2 separate regions of the Homo sapiens genome follow, and region 1 is linked to region 2. The links are chromatin contacts, found by Hi-C in ENCODE. All regions are on one chromosome and are shown on one strand. Each heading gives the region's core, a stretch centred on a gene start or an enhancer-like site at or near the end of the contact. The rest is flanking DNA. Distances are from core to core; before and after follow the strand shown.

What was found. A loop is a pair of places that touch in the nucleus more often than their neighbours do. Pooled maps may share reads with other maps.
Region 1: a map with no recorded cell type shows a loop between it and region 2 (9-fold over the local background). The contact joins the promoter of BMP7 here to the enhancer-like site in region 2. A Hi-C loop is called at or near these places in 1 of 37 single-sample maps with no recorded cell type and 3 of 50 pooled maps.

What each region holds. Positions count from the first base shown.
Region 1 is chr20:57,262,824-57,269,130 of GRCh38, forward strand. BMP7 (bone morphogenetic protein 7) reads right to left here and starts at 3,818. Exons shown (of 7, transcript NM_001719.3): 1 at 2,882-3,818. The coding sequence starts at 3,299. LOC112268270 (translation initiation factor IF-2-like) reads left to right here and starts at 3,617. Exons shown (of 2, transcript NR_171651.1): 1 at 3,617-3,819; 2 at 3,960-4,464. RefSeq lists enhancers at 47-763, 1,482-2,197, a promoter at 3,306-6,307 and a cis regulatory region at 3,925-4,017.
Region 2 is chr20:57,491,330-57,497,525 of GRCh38, forward strand. CTCFL (CCCTC-binding factor like) reads right to left here. Exons shown (of 11, transcript NM_001386993.1): 11 at 5,837-6,196. Among named protein-coding and RNA genes, the nearest start is that of CTCFL, 31 kb to the right of the region's middle. RefSeq lists a silencer at 1,611-1,811. Within about 2 kb of position 4,047, at least 6 of the 41 ENCODE cell types and tissues checked have a DNase peak (open chromatin) inside an H3K27ac peak, as active enhancers do.

The DNA of each region.
Region 1 (6,307 bases), core at 2,568-5,067, 230 kb before region 2:
TTAGAAAACTTCGAATACTACAGATCAACATGATTTGCAATCCAAGGAAAAACACTATAGCAGTACTTTCTCAGCAAACTCAGTGGCCAGACAAGTCTCCTACACCTCCCCCCAACCCTCTCCAACCCTACTGCCACCCCCAAGTCCCTCCTATGGAGAAATTCCAAGCTACAACAGGATAGAAGGGACAGGCCATTTATTTGTGTGCTGCTGCTTAGCAGAAATTAAAGGCCAACATTAGAAGCATCTACAGGAAGTGTCTCGCCAAACTGCAGCCCAGGTCTTCACCTAACTAATGACCTCGAGTTTAGGGACAGAGAGAGAAAGAAAACAAGGTCAGTGCGCTCTGTTAAAAGCCACTCTGCCATCTAATTTGGAGTGATGTCCCAGAAAGCTAGACCTGAGAAAGTCAGGGTCCCACAAAGCCCAAAGCCAGCCTGACTGATTAAGAGGCTCAGACAAGCCGGTCTTTGTCCTTTCAAGATGAAAGAAATGGATTGAAAGGTGTATGTACAGCCAGAGGAGGAAAACCACCCAGCTGTGGCCTTCCCAAACAAGTCCCAGCTTGCTCCTGCCGCCATGGGGGGAGCAAATAGCCCGCACCAAAGTTCCCAGAGGCACCCTCCGAGCAACCTGGTCTTTCTCTTGGGGACAGGGAGCCCCGGGGCCTAGCCCACACTGCCGGCCCATAAGCACTGGGGGCTTTTTTGCTCTTGGTTTGCAGGGCCTTCTGCAGAAGCCAGAGATTACAAATACCTTTTTAATGATTCCAGCCAGGCTCTGAAGGCAGCCACTGGGACCTGCACATTCAGTGGGAGTCCGGGGTACCCAACAGAAGGGAAGATGCTATAAATCCCCCACCAGAGAAAGGGCCCTGGCTAACCCCAGGCTTCAGGAGGGCGACAGAGCTCTGCGTTCATTATTTATATGTATGTATTTGGAATTTTCCTTTAGTTTTTGGTATAGTTAATAAATACACATTGTTTTAAAAAAATCACAAATACAGAAGTGCAGACGACGAAAAATCAGACCCCACCTCCCACTCCGTAAGCCCCAGCTATGCCCCCGCCTCTCTACCCCTCCAGTAAAATCTCTCTCCAGTTCCTGGTGTCTTCCTCCAGGAGGACACGATGATATACAAGCACACATGCAGCCCACTCATCTGCACCTTGCTTCTTTCCACCTCATACATCTTGGAGATGGTTCTAAATCAGGTCATATGTTGCTGCTTCCTTCTTAACTGGCTGCTTAGTATAATTTAAACTTTTTTGAAGGTATTTTGGCATCTAAACCTCCCACCCCTTGCTCGCTGAAGCTTGGTTCACTAGTTGGATTTAGTTATTATTAAGTACAGACAATGGCCTCCCGGGAACTCCAGGGACCTTATCAGGAGGGGGAAGCATGAAGGCGGATCTGCGCTTCCCCCGCGCCCCCAGTCCACGCCCCAGGTGCCCAGCGTGGGGCTTCAGTATCATTATTTCCATGTTGACACAGCGCCCGTGGGCGTGAGTTTGCTGTCTTGACTTGGTTCGGGTTTTCGCAGCAAGTTACACAAGTAGAATGAAAGCGGCTCAGGAAACAGCGCTATCGGGGTGTGTTATCTCGGAAACCAAATATTTGATCATCAGTCCCGCAGCGCGCTGGCGCTGCCGGGGGGTTAGTTTGAGCAAGTCTGGAGAATGTGCGCGCACATATGGAGGGGGAGCTCCCCGGCCCTCGCTGCAGCCCCAGGCTCGCGTCGCCGGGGTCGTCGCGGCTCCAGTCGGAAACCGGGACCCCCAGCCGCCCCCGCGGCGTCAGCTCTGAGATCCCGCGCAACCCAATCGCCAAAACCTGTGGTTTGCGCGCCACACGTGGTAAATGCTGAAAATAGATTCTGCCGGCCCGGGACCTACCACTAAATACTTAAAATAGAAGACTAGCGGCAGGGCACAGTGGCTCACGCCTGTAATCCCAGCACCACTTTGGGAGGCTGAGGCGGGAGGATCACCTGAGATCGGGAGTTCGAGACCAGCCTGCCTAACATGGAGAAACCCTGTCTCTACTAAAAATACAAAATTAGCCAGGCATGGTGGCGCATGCCTGTAATCCCAGCTACTCGGGAGGCTGAGGCACGAGAATCGCTTGAACCCGGGAGGCAGAGGTTGCGGTGAGCAGAGATCGCGCCATTGCACTCCAGACTGGGCGACAAGAGTGAAACTCCGTCTCAAAAAAAAAAAAAAAGAAAAGAAAAGAAAAAAAAAGAAAAAAGAAAAAAATAAACAAAGAAAGAAAACAAAGAAAATTAGCAATGGCACCGTTTCTTCCCCAGCTCCAGCCAAGAGAGAATGGGGCATCCGGCGGCCCGGAGAGGGGCCCCAAGGCGCTCGGAGCGCGCGGTACGCTAAGGCGGGCGCACCACGAGGGGACAGGTAGGGCTTGACAGGGAGGGTAAGGGGGTGCGACGGCCGCGATGCCAGAGCCAGGCAGGGCTGAGAGGGGCCCAGGAAGGGCGGCAAGGCAGCCTCGCCGGGAAGGGCCCTTTACATCCAGGTAGCGCGAGCCGCGCCGGCCCGGGACAGCTCACATGACCGAGCCCCGCGCTTTGAACGGCCCTTGCCTCCAGCCCCAGAGATGCGGCCGGCGGCGTAACATGGAGGGGACTTCGGAGGATCCCTCCTTCCCAGTAACCCCTACAGGCTCACCGAACCCAGCGCGCCCGACCTGGGGGCGCACACAGCTTGGGAGTCATAGGGCTGTGGGTGGGAGACCCTCGGGCAGGCACTGCGATTTCAGCCAGGAGCGGAAAGCTGGGCGGGCTGCATAGAAGAAGCGGCTCCCTCCCTCCCAGTCTCAAAGTGCCCCCGAAAGGAGACGCGTACCCTCGCCTGCCCTTACTCACCGAGGTTGACGAAGCTCATGACCATGTCGGCGTCGGTGAGGAAATGGCTATCTTGCAGGCTGGCCAGAGGGGGGCCCTGGGTACTGAAGACGGCCTTGTAGGGGTAGGAGAAGCCCTGGCCGCCGGGCCCGCCGCCCTCCTCCACCGCCATGGCGTTGTACAGGTCCAGCATGAACATGGGTGCCGAGTTGTGCTTGCCCTGGAGGTGCGGGCGCGGGCGGTGGGGCAAGCCCAAAATGGAGAGGATCTCGCGCTGCATCTCCCGCCGCTCCTGGCTGCGGAGGCGCCGGTGGATGAAGCTCGAGTGCACCTCGTTGTCCAGGCTGAAGTCGGCCAGGGCGGAGCGCAGCAGGAACAGGGGTGCCCAGAGCGCCACGAAGCTGTGCGGCGCCGCAGCTCGCAGTGAGCGCACGTGCATCGCGCCGGCTCTACGCGCTACCCGGGCTCCGGGCTCCGGGCCCGCACCGCCCCAGGTGGCAGAGGGGGCAGGCGGCCGTCCGCGCCGCTCGGTCACTTGCTGCAGACGGGCCCCGCTGCGCCCGCGCCAGACATGGCCCCTCCCCGGCCGGCCGCGCTCTGCCCGGACCCCCGCCCCCTGCTCGGTGCTGGCCCCGGGCCCCTCGCCCCGCACTCGCCCGGGCGCACCGCAGGGCTTGGAAAGCAGCCCCGGCGAACGAAAAGGCGAGTGAGGAGGCGGGCGCGGGTGGGAGGAGCAGCCAGCAAGCCTAGGAGTCCAGAGAGCCAACGCCGGGGAGGCAGCGAGGAGGCAGGCGGGCGGGCGAGCGCTCCTTCTTCCCGCTCCTCTGGCGCTCTCGCCCTCGGGCGGCGGCAACCCACCCTCTTCCAACCTCCGGCGCGGATAGCAGGGGCCCCGGGGCGCTCTCCCAGCCTTGTGCGCCCTGGATCGCACAAGAGGCCGCCTCGGGAGCGCCAGAGTGGTACGCGCTGGGGCCTGGGCGGAGGAGGAGGAGGAGGAGGACGGGCTTCGAGGGGCCCCTCCCGCGCCGGCGGCCTCCCACCTGCCCTCGGCCCCGCCCTCCCCCCAGCTGTGCCCAGTGGGTTCATTCATTCCCTCTAGAGCGCTCGACAAATGTTTACTGAGTGCCCACGGGGTGCCTAGAGCCTGGCGGGACGTCGCGGGGATGCGGCTGGAGGAATCGGAGCCGGCCCTGCCCTCTCGGCACTCGCGGTCCGGACCAGGAAGGCGGCCCGAGCAGGACGGGTGGGCTGCGGACCGCGGTGGGAAAAGTTGGGGGAGCGCGGAGGTGGCGCGGAAATAGAAGGCTTCCTGGAAGCGGTGACCCTTGAGCCGGTCTTGCCCCTCAGTCCCTGTATCCTTTTAAGCCAGCCACGCTGACCCCTCCGCGCCTCCCTGAAGCCGTTGCCAGCCTGTCTCTGCGCTCGCCATTCCCTCCGCCTGGACCTCTCCCCACTCACCACCTCCCGCCCCCATCAGACGCTGCTTTCTCCTCCCAGAGACCTCCAAGACCTGCCAAGCTGAGGTTGTTTCCTCGCCTCGCCCCTCGCACGTTTGTTTTCTTTCCTGTAGTTTCTCTTGCTGTCTGGAATTGCTGTTTGAGTTACTCCGTGCCTTCTTTATTGCCTTCTTACCCCCGCTAGACACCCAGAGCACTGGGGCCCGGATCAGCGATCTTCTCCGCACCTCTGGTACCCGCAGTGCCTTGAACCCAGCGCCTGGTAGCCACTGTAGCTGCGCAGTCACGATTTGTTGAGTGAATAAGTGAACTGCGTGTGAGCTGGGGGGGTTCTTCCCACCTCCTCCTCTTCGGGGCCCTGTATCTTTCCAGCCACCCCTCAGCCTGAGACCAGACACCCCAGCCCCACCACTAGGGCTTCCCATCAGCCCTCCTCGTGGCAGTGCCTGGGGAGCCAGCCGCTGGTCTTCACATCCTCTTCCCCTCCAAGGGTCTGTGCCTGAGACCTCCCCATCGGCCTCCTCTCCTGTCTCTCCTCATCCATTCATCCCTCAATCAATACCGAGCCATGCACGCTGTCACAGGGAGTCCCCAGACCACTCAGAACCCACCGGTCCCTCTGCCGGTGTGGGATCTCAAGGGAATTACTGCACCCAGAGTGGCAGTGAGGGCAGCGGGGTAAAAGTTCATCCTGTCTCCTTCCCCTCCTGGGGCTGGGTGAGAGAGTGGGTCCCCAGAGGGCCTTTGGGATGAACTGGGAAGGGCTGAGGTTGGGGAAGCGGGGGCGCTTGTCTGGGAGGGGCTCTGGCTAAGCCTCACTTTGGGGCTGTCCTTCCTGGAGCAGGAGAGCTGGGGAAGAGAATTATGGTCTTCTACAGTTTTCTGGAGCAGAAGTAGTTTGGCCAAGTGGCCCTCTGGGTCTCCCTTGGGGACTTTTGGACTAGATGGCAGCCTGAGGGGCCACATGGGTGGAGAAAGGGGAGGCCAGAGGCCAGGCAAGGAGCAGAAAAATGCCAGCCTGCAGGTCCTGGCCATTTACACACAGGCCCCAGGCTGTGGGATGGAACAGGTCTTGAGCCCCATGCCAGGGAGGGGCCTCTACCCACCCACCAGGCAAGGCCCTCAAACCACCCCCACCACCTGCTCTTCATCCATTCACTCCTTCCTTCAACAGACAAGCATGGAGCACAGGATATCAGGAGGCGAGCTGTGGGGCCTGCAACCTGGACAGTCGTACAGGGCCCCCCAGCTCTTAAGGGCCCCACACTTGGTTTCCTACTCTGAGGTCACCATATGTGGTTCTGAATCACCTATGAACAAAGTACCCCCTGCCCCGTACTAATTTTGCACCTGGCCCAGATATTATGTGGCCAGTCCCAGGGCCAAGCACCATGCTGGGCAGGAAGACATGGCCATGAGCGAACCCACATGGCAGACTCCATCAAGGAGCCGGCCTCCAGGCCAGGGAAGCAAAGCAAGAGCCTTAAATAAGATTCAGGGACTGAAGGAGAGGCAGATCTTGTCTATCACTCTCTCTGGAAACAATTCAGAAGCCAGGCAGAGGAGGACATGCAGGAGGGAGAAGGAAAGGTGGGCATCCTGGCAAGCAGGAATCCTACCCCAGGGAGACTGGGGAAATTGCAGGAGTGCCACAGTCGTCCAGGGTCCATCTGAGAGTGTACAACTGGAGAGCCTGGGTCACTTCAGCCTGCAATAAGTGACAGGCAGTGGGGGCGGGGGCGCAGATAAACAGGGTGAGGTGATGGAGGGTGGGAAGGGGAGTTTTTGGAGGAGATGCCACTGACCTGAGTCCTGAAAGACAAGAAAGAGACAGGCTTTTCCAGGGAAAGGCATCCCAGGTGGAGGAACAGCAAGTGCTTGAGCCCTGCAGAGCAGGGAACAGAAACCAGGCTCGGTCCCCAGCCCTGCACACGCCCTCCAGCGCTGGCTTGCTAGGGACAGGCTATGCCACCTCCAGTGCCAGTAGAGA
Region 2 (6,196 bases), core at 2,797-5,296:
GGGCGTGGTGGCACACACCTGTAGTCCCAGCTACTCGGGAGGCTGAGGCAGGAGAATTGCTTGAACCCAGGAGGCAGAGGTTGCAGCCAGCAGAGATCATGCCACTGCACTCCAGCCTGGGTGACAGAATGAGACGCTGTCTAAAAAAAGAAAAAAAAAAAAAAGCCTGACAATGCCAAGTGGTGGCGAATATTTCTGATGGGGCTGTGGGCATGCTTGGACCTTGCTGGTGGGAGTGCAGAGTGGTGCATTCACGTCAGAAGACGGTTTGGCAATTTCGTATAAACATACATCTACCTAGTGACTTAGAAATCTCACCCCTAGGTATTTGCCCAAGGGAAAGAAAAATGTCTGTTTACACAAAACCTGTATGCAAATGTTTATAATGGCTTAATTCATAAACCTCTCAAATTGGAAAGAAAGCCAACGTCCTTGAACTGGTGAATGATAAAGCAATTGTGGAGCGATCAGACAATGGAATATCACTCAACAATCAAAAGAAAGGAACAGTGAGCCACCAAAGAGCAGGAAGAATCTTGAAGTCATTTGTTCAATGAAAAAAGCCACATGCAAATATATAGTGTAGGATTCCAGGTATGTGACATTCTGGAAAAGATAAAACTATATAGGACAATTGAAGCAAAATCCGGTGCTGGGGGCTGGGAGTAGGGGTAGTGCTTGACTACAAAGGAGTATTACAGAACCAAACTGGGGTCTGTTTGCCATAGTTAAACTGGACATTTACACCAAGGTTTCCAGTGATAGGAAGAAAGGTTTTTATTGTAGGGTGTCAAGTATGGAGAACTAGGCAGCTGAATGTTTAAATTCTGACCTCCCCGATGACTTGCAGGTAAGGATTTTTAAAGGTGGGTGGAAAGTAACAGTTACAGGCAAAATTATAAATTAATATAGAAGGTTCTATTGTTGGTTGGTTTAGACTTAAAAGGGCCAGCATGTCTTCAAGTGTAGGCTTACAGGTTGTAGACAGATTCAAAGGTTTTCTGATTTGCAATTGGTTAAGGAAGAGAAGCTTTGTTTAACGATCTGGGGTCAGTAGAAAAATGTTCACTGGCTAGGGGGAGTGACCGCTTAGAACAAAGGATGATGAATAAAGATTAGTTTTTACTTTTCTTAAATTTGAGGTTTATGTGTCTGGATCTGTCTGACGGGAGATCTTAGAGGGGTTCTGAGGTTTTGAACGACTCAGTAACATACGTTAAGGTGTGTCTTTGGGTTTTACAGGGAAAGTAAACATTTTGGGGACTTTAACTTTTTTAGTTATTGTCTTAGCTTATTATTTTGTTTTAGTAAGTTCTTTACTTTTGGGGCTAGCTAGGTGTCTGGATTTCTTTCTGAAGGAACTCAGGGCTTTTTATGTGTGGGGTCCACAGGCCCCTAAAAAGGGGATCCCTGTTCTAATTTTGGGAGCACAGTGGGATGCCTGGGGTGATGGAGGTGCCCCATGTCTTGGTTGAAGCGGTGATTACGTGACCATTCATTTGTCAAAACTCATAGATACTTAAAAGGGGGAATTTTACTGTATGTAAGTTATATCTCAGAAAAGTTTTTTAAAGACTTAAAAATATGTAAAACAATGCATTGTTGGAAAGTTGCACTAAGAAGAGTTCTGCTTTGCACTTCACTGAGCTCAAAAGCTGCGTGAGGAAACTCACTTCTGTTTGCCCAAGTGGAGGCCTCGCCTTCTCACGACTGATTTCTCATTCTTTATGGAATTAAAAAAACATATCTATCAGGAACTATCTACCTGTCTGCATCCATCCATCCAAACGTCTGAAGTCATCCTACTCATGGCAATACATGGTAAGGCTAATTTTTAAAAAGCACCAGTTGCTCTTATTTGGAAATGGGTCCGTATCACCAAAGGTGGAATATTACCCAGATATAAGACCAAACAAGCTCCAAACAAACTCTCAGAGTCAGACAGATGAGTTGATGAATCCTGCCCACACTCCACGTGACCGCGTCTGCCTCCAGGTGGAAGAGGAAACCGTGTAGTCAGGCCCCAAGTCTTCTTGCTGCCTCCCTCCCGTCCCCCGGGCCTTGCCTGGCCACTGCAAACCTGGGGTCTCGTTGGCTCCCCTCCCATGTCACCTGGGCATGCAATTGTGCTGGTCACTCCGTGGAGGAGGCCTGGCAAATTCCACAGCATGGGTCATGTGTCACTTCCAGAGGCTCTGGAACAAAGACTGGGTGACAGGCCAGCAGAGAGATGCTGAATTGCTCTTTTGGGTTGAACCACCCAGAATAAAATGCTAAGGGCCTGGCTACTGAGAGAATCTCCGGTTTTTTGAACATCTGTGAAAGCAGGAGGTTAAGTCTGCAGTGCCTGAGGCTGCTTGCACCACTGCGCTCCCGCCTGAGTGACACAGCAAGACCCTATCTCAAACAAAAAAACTCTTTAATTGTGCCACAGTGGATGAAAGCTGGCTGCAGAGTTCATATAGAAAGGCTGCTAATAGCTCCTCTCAGCCTCCTGAGTAGCTAGGACCACAGTCACTTGTCACTGCACCCAGCTGATTTTTTAAATTTTTATTTTCTGTAGCAATGGGGTGTCCCTATGTTGCCCATGTTGGTCTTGAGCTCCTGGGCTCAAGCTATCCTCCTGCCTCTGCTCCCAAAGTGCTGGGTGCCTGGTCTCCATTAAGATTTTTTATTTTTTTGAGACAGGGTCTCATTCCGCTGCCCAGGCTGAAGTGCAGTGAGGTCATTAAGGCTCACTGTAGCCTCAACCTCCCTGGCTCAGGTGATCCTCCCACCTCAGCCCCCTGAGTAGCTAGGACTATAGGTGCATACCACCACATCTGGCTAATTTGTGTGTGTGTGTGTGTGTGTGTGTGTGTGTGTGTGTGTGTGTGTGTGTATATATATATATATATATTTTTTTTTTTTGTAAAGACATGGTTTCACCATGTTGCCCAGACTGGTCTTTAACTCCTGGACTCAAGCAACCCTGCCCACCTTGGTCTTCCAAAGTGCTGGGATTACAGGCATGAGCCACCAGACCCAGCCTAATTAAGTTTGTTGATGGCACTTTTTGTCCTGACAAAGCGCAGTGAGCATCCCATACAGTAATCTATCTGCCATGCACAGAAAAATAAACATATGCATCTTAAAATGCTAAATTATGCATACTTTAAAAGATAATGATTTAAAGGAACCAGGTTCATAATCACACCCATGCCTTGGAAATGGTTCAAAAGTTACTAAAAATAGCATAAACTAGGCTGCTTTAGGAATTGGGGGCAGTGAACATGCAACCTGACTCTCTCTCACTTATCCATCGTGTTGAGGAGCATTTCACTCCTTAAACTTAAAATCTGTGTTTATCCGATACTGTCAATTAAAAATAAACTGCAGTGAAAGCATGAGGAGATGCGGAAAGTCGATTTGATAAGCCAAATGTCCCGAGGCTTGAATGGAACATATTTAAGCAGAACTAACAATGCCCTTTAGTGACTAATAGTCATAAAGAATGCATTTACAGGGACTATTCAATGGTTATCAGAAAAAAAATTAAACATTTATACTGGAAATAATATCTGGAAAATATCTTGCCATTTTCAAAAGGTAGGCTGTCAAACTTTATCATATAAAATGACTTCAGTTTCATCACGCCCATCCAGCCTTTTCAGTGACTGATCTCAAACAATAGAGGCTGTTAACATGCATCAGCCAGGTCTTAGGTTTGTTTAAAAGCCATCCTTTATATAGTAAAACTGTTGTCAAACAATGTTGTAATTTAAACACCCCCTCCCTGCAAAACAGAGATGTTACACTGTGCAAGAGGTGTACATTCCGGAATTATTTCCTGCTGGATCTCAAAACTATTTTAAGCAAAAGCATGTCACTCACCAAGCATTCACGAACTCAGAGCCAACTGGTGTCCTCACTCCCAGGTTTTGCAAAGGTCCCTTCTCTTCCTTGCCAAGGAAAAAATGTTCTCGTTCTGTATCGCGGAATTAATAAAATCGCCAAGACTTTGCTATAACTTTCCGTGCTTCCTACTCTCGAATAGTGAACCTGTCTCAATATCGGAAAAGACAGAAGCGACTGCCCTCTTGCGGGCACTATTGTCACTGCATCTATTTTGGTATCAAAAGCACTAACTGCACTTGAGGACCAGGTGTTTCACCTTCTTGCCAGGTGTGGGTGAGAGTCACGCACGTAACTGAGTAGGTATTGATCATCTCATCTGAATTTTGTTCTACATCTCAACAGGTGTTGCACACACGAAACACTGCAACTATTTATAAAAGTGTGCTTATAGGAGCTTTCGTCTTGAGACGGAGTCCCACTCTATTGCCCAGGCTGGAGTGCAGTGGCGCAATCTCGGCTCACTGCAACCTCCGCCTCCCGGGTTCAAGTGATTCTCCTGCCTCCGCCCCCCAAGTAGCTGGGATTACAGGCACCTGCCATCACGCCCGGCTAAATTTTATATTTTTAACAGAGATGGGATTTCACTATGTTGGCCAAGCTGGCCTCAAACTCCTGACCTCAGGTCATCCACCTGCCTCGGCCTCCCATAGTGCTGGGATTACAGGAGTGAGCCACTGCACCCGGCCTAGGAGTTTTATTTATTTATTTAAAACAGTGTTTAGATACCAACTTGGCTTGCGTTTTCAAACATATTTATGTTATCTGTTTTTGAAATTAACATACATTTGGTTGTAGTAAAATACATGATATAGTTTGGATATTTGTCCCTGGCCAAAGCTCATGTTGAATTGTAATCCCCAGTGTTGGAGGTGGGGCCTGGTAGGAGGTGACTGGATCACGGGGGCGGTTTCTTAGGAATGATTTAGCACCATCCGCTTGGTGCTGTCCTCATGACAGTGGCGGTTCTCAAGGAATCTGGTCGTTCAGAGGAGTGTGGCGCCTCCCCCTCTCTCGCTCCTGCTTTCACCATGTGACGCGCCTACTCCCTCTTCGCCTTCTGCCTTGATTGTAAGTTTCCTGAGGCCTCCCCAGAAGCCAGGCAGATACCAACATCATCCTTCCTGTACAGCCTGCGGAACTATGAGTCAATTAAAACTCTTTTCTTTATAAATTACCCAGTTTCAGGTATTTCTTTATAGCAATGTGAGAAAGGACTAACACAACATAAAATTTACCATTTTAGCTATTTTTAAATGTATGGTTCAGTGGAATGATTAGGTAGATTCACACTGTTGTGTGGCCATCACCATGACTGATCTCCAGAACTCTTTCTTCATCCCAAATAAACTGTGTCCACTAAACACTAACTCTCCATTCTCCCTCACCCCTCAGTGCTTGGCAAACATCACTTTACCGTCTGTCTCTATGACTCTGACTGTTCTAGATACCTCCTATAAGTAAGATCATATAATACTTGTCCTTTTGTGACTAGCTGATTTCACTCAGCATAACGTCCTCAAGGTTCCCCCATGTTGTAGCATGTGTGAGGGTCTCCCTCCTTTTGAAGGCTACATAATATTCCACTGCATGTATATACCACATTTTGTTTACCCATTCACCCGTCCATGGAATTTGGGTTGTTTTCATCTTTGACTATTTTGAAAAATGCTGCTATGAACATAGGTGTGCAAATACCTCTTTCAGACTCTGCTTTTAGTTCTTCTGGGTATACGGTATATCTGGAAGTGGGATTGGTGGGTCAGATACTAATGCTATTTCCATTTTTTTTTTTTTTTTTTTGAGAAACTGCCATACTGCTTTCCCCAGTGGCTGCACCATTTAACATTCCCACCAACAGTGCACAACGGTTCCAATTTCTCCACATTCTCTCCAGACAAAGAAGATGTTTTTAAAGACCAATGCTGACATATAACAAATATAGCAATTTTAAGTCATTTCATTTTATTGAATTATGTAAAACATCTTTAAATAACAGTAAAAAAATTAAGAAACCATTGCACAAATTCAGTCACAATGATGGCATACTACAGCCCACAGAATTTAAATCTCATGTGAGTTGAGTTAAATTAATTTGCTGGTACAAAGAGAATATAATGCTCTTCCTGCTGGGAAATTATTTCCACATATTCACATTGTATAGGGATTCTGAACTTGTGATATTTTCAATAAAAGGTCCATATCTTAAGAATTTGAATTTAGGGCTTATCAATGATCTTGAAATACAGGGGTGGAGACAGGTTGGCAGCAAAACAAACTGCTCAACTAAGCAATGAAGAAA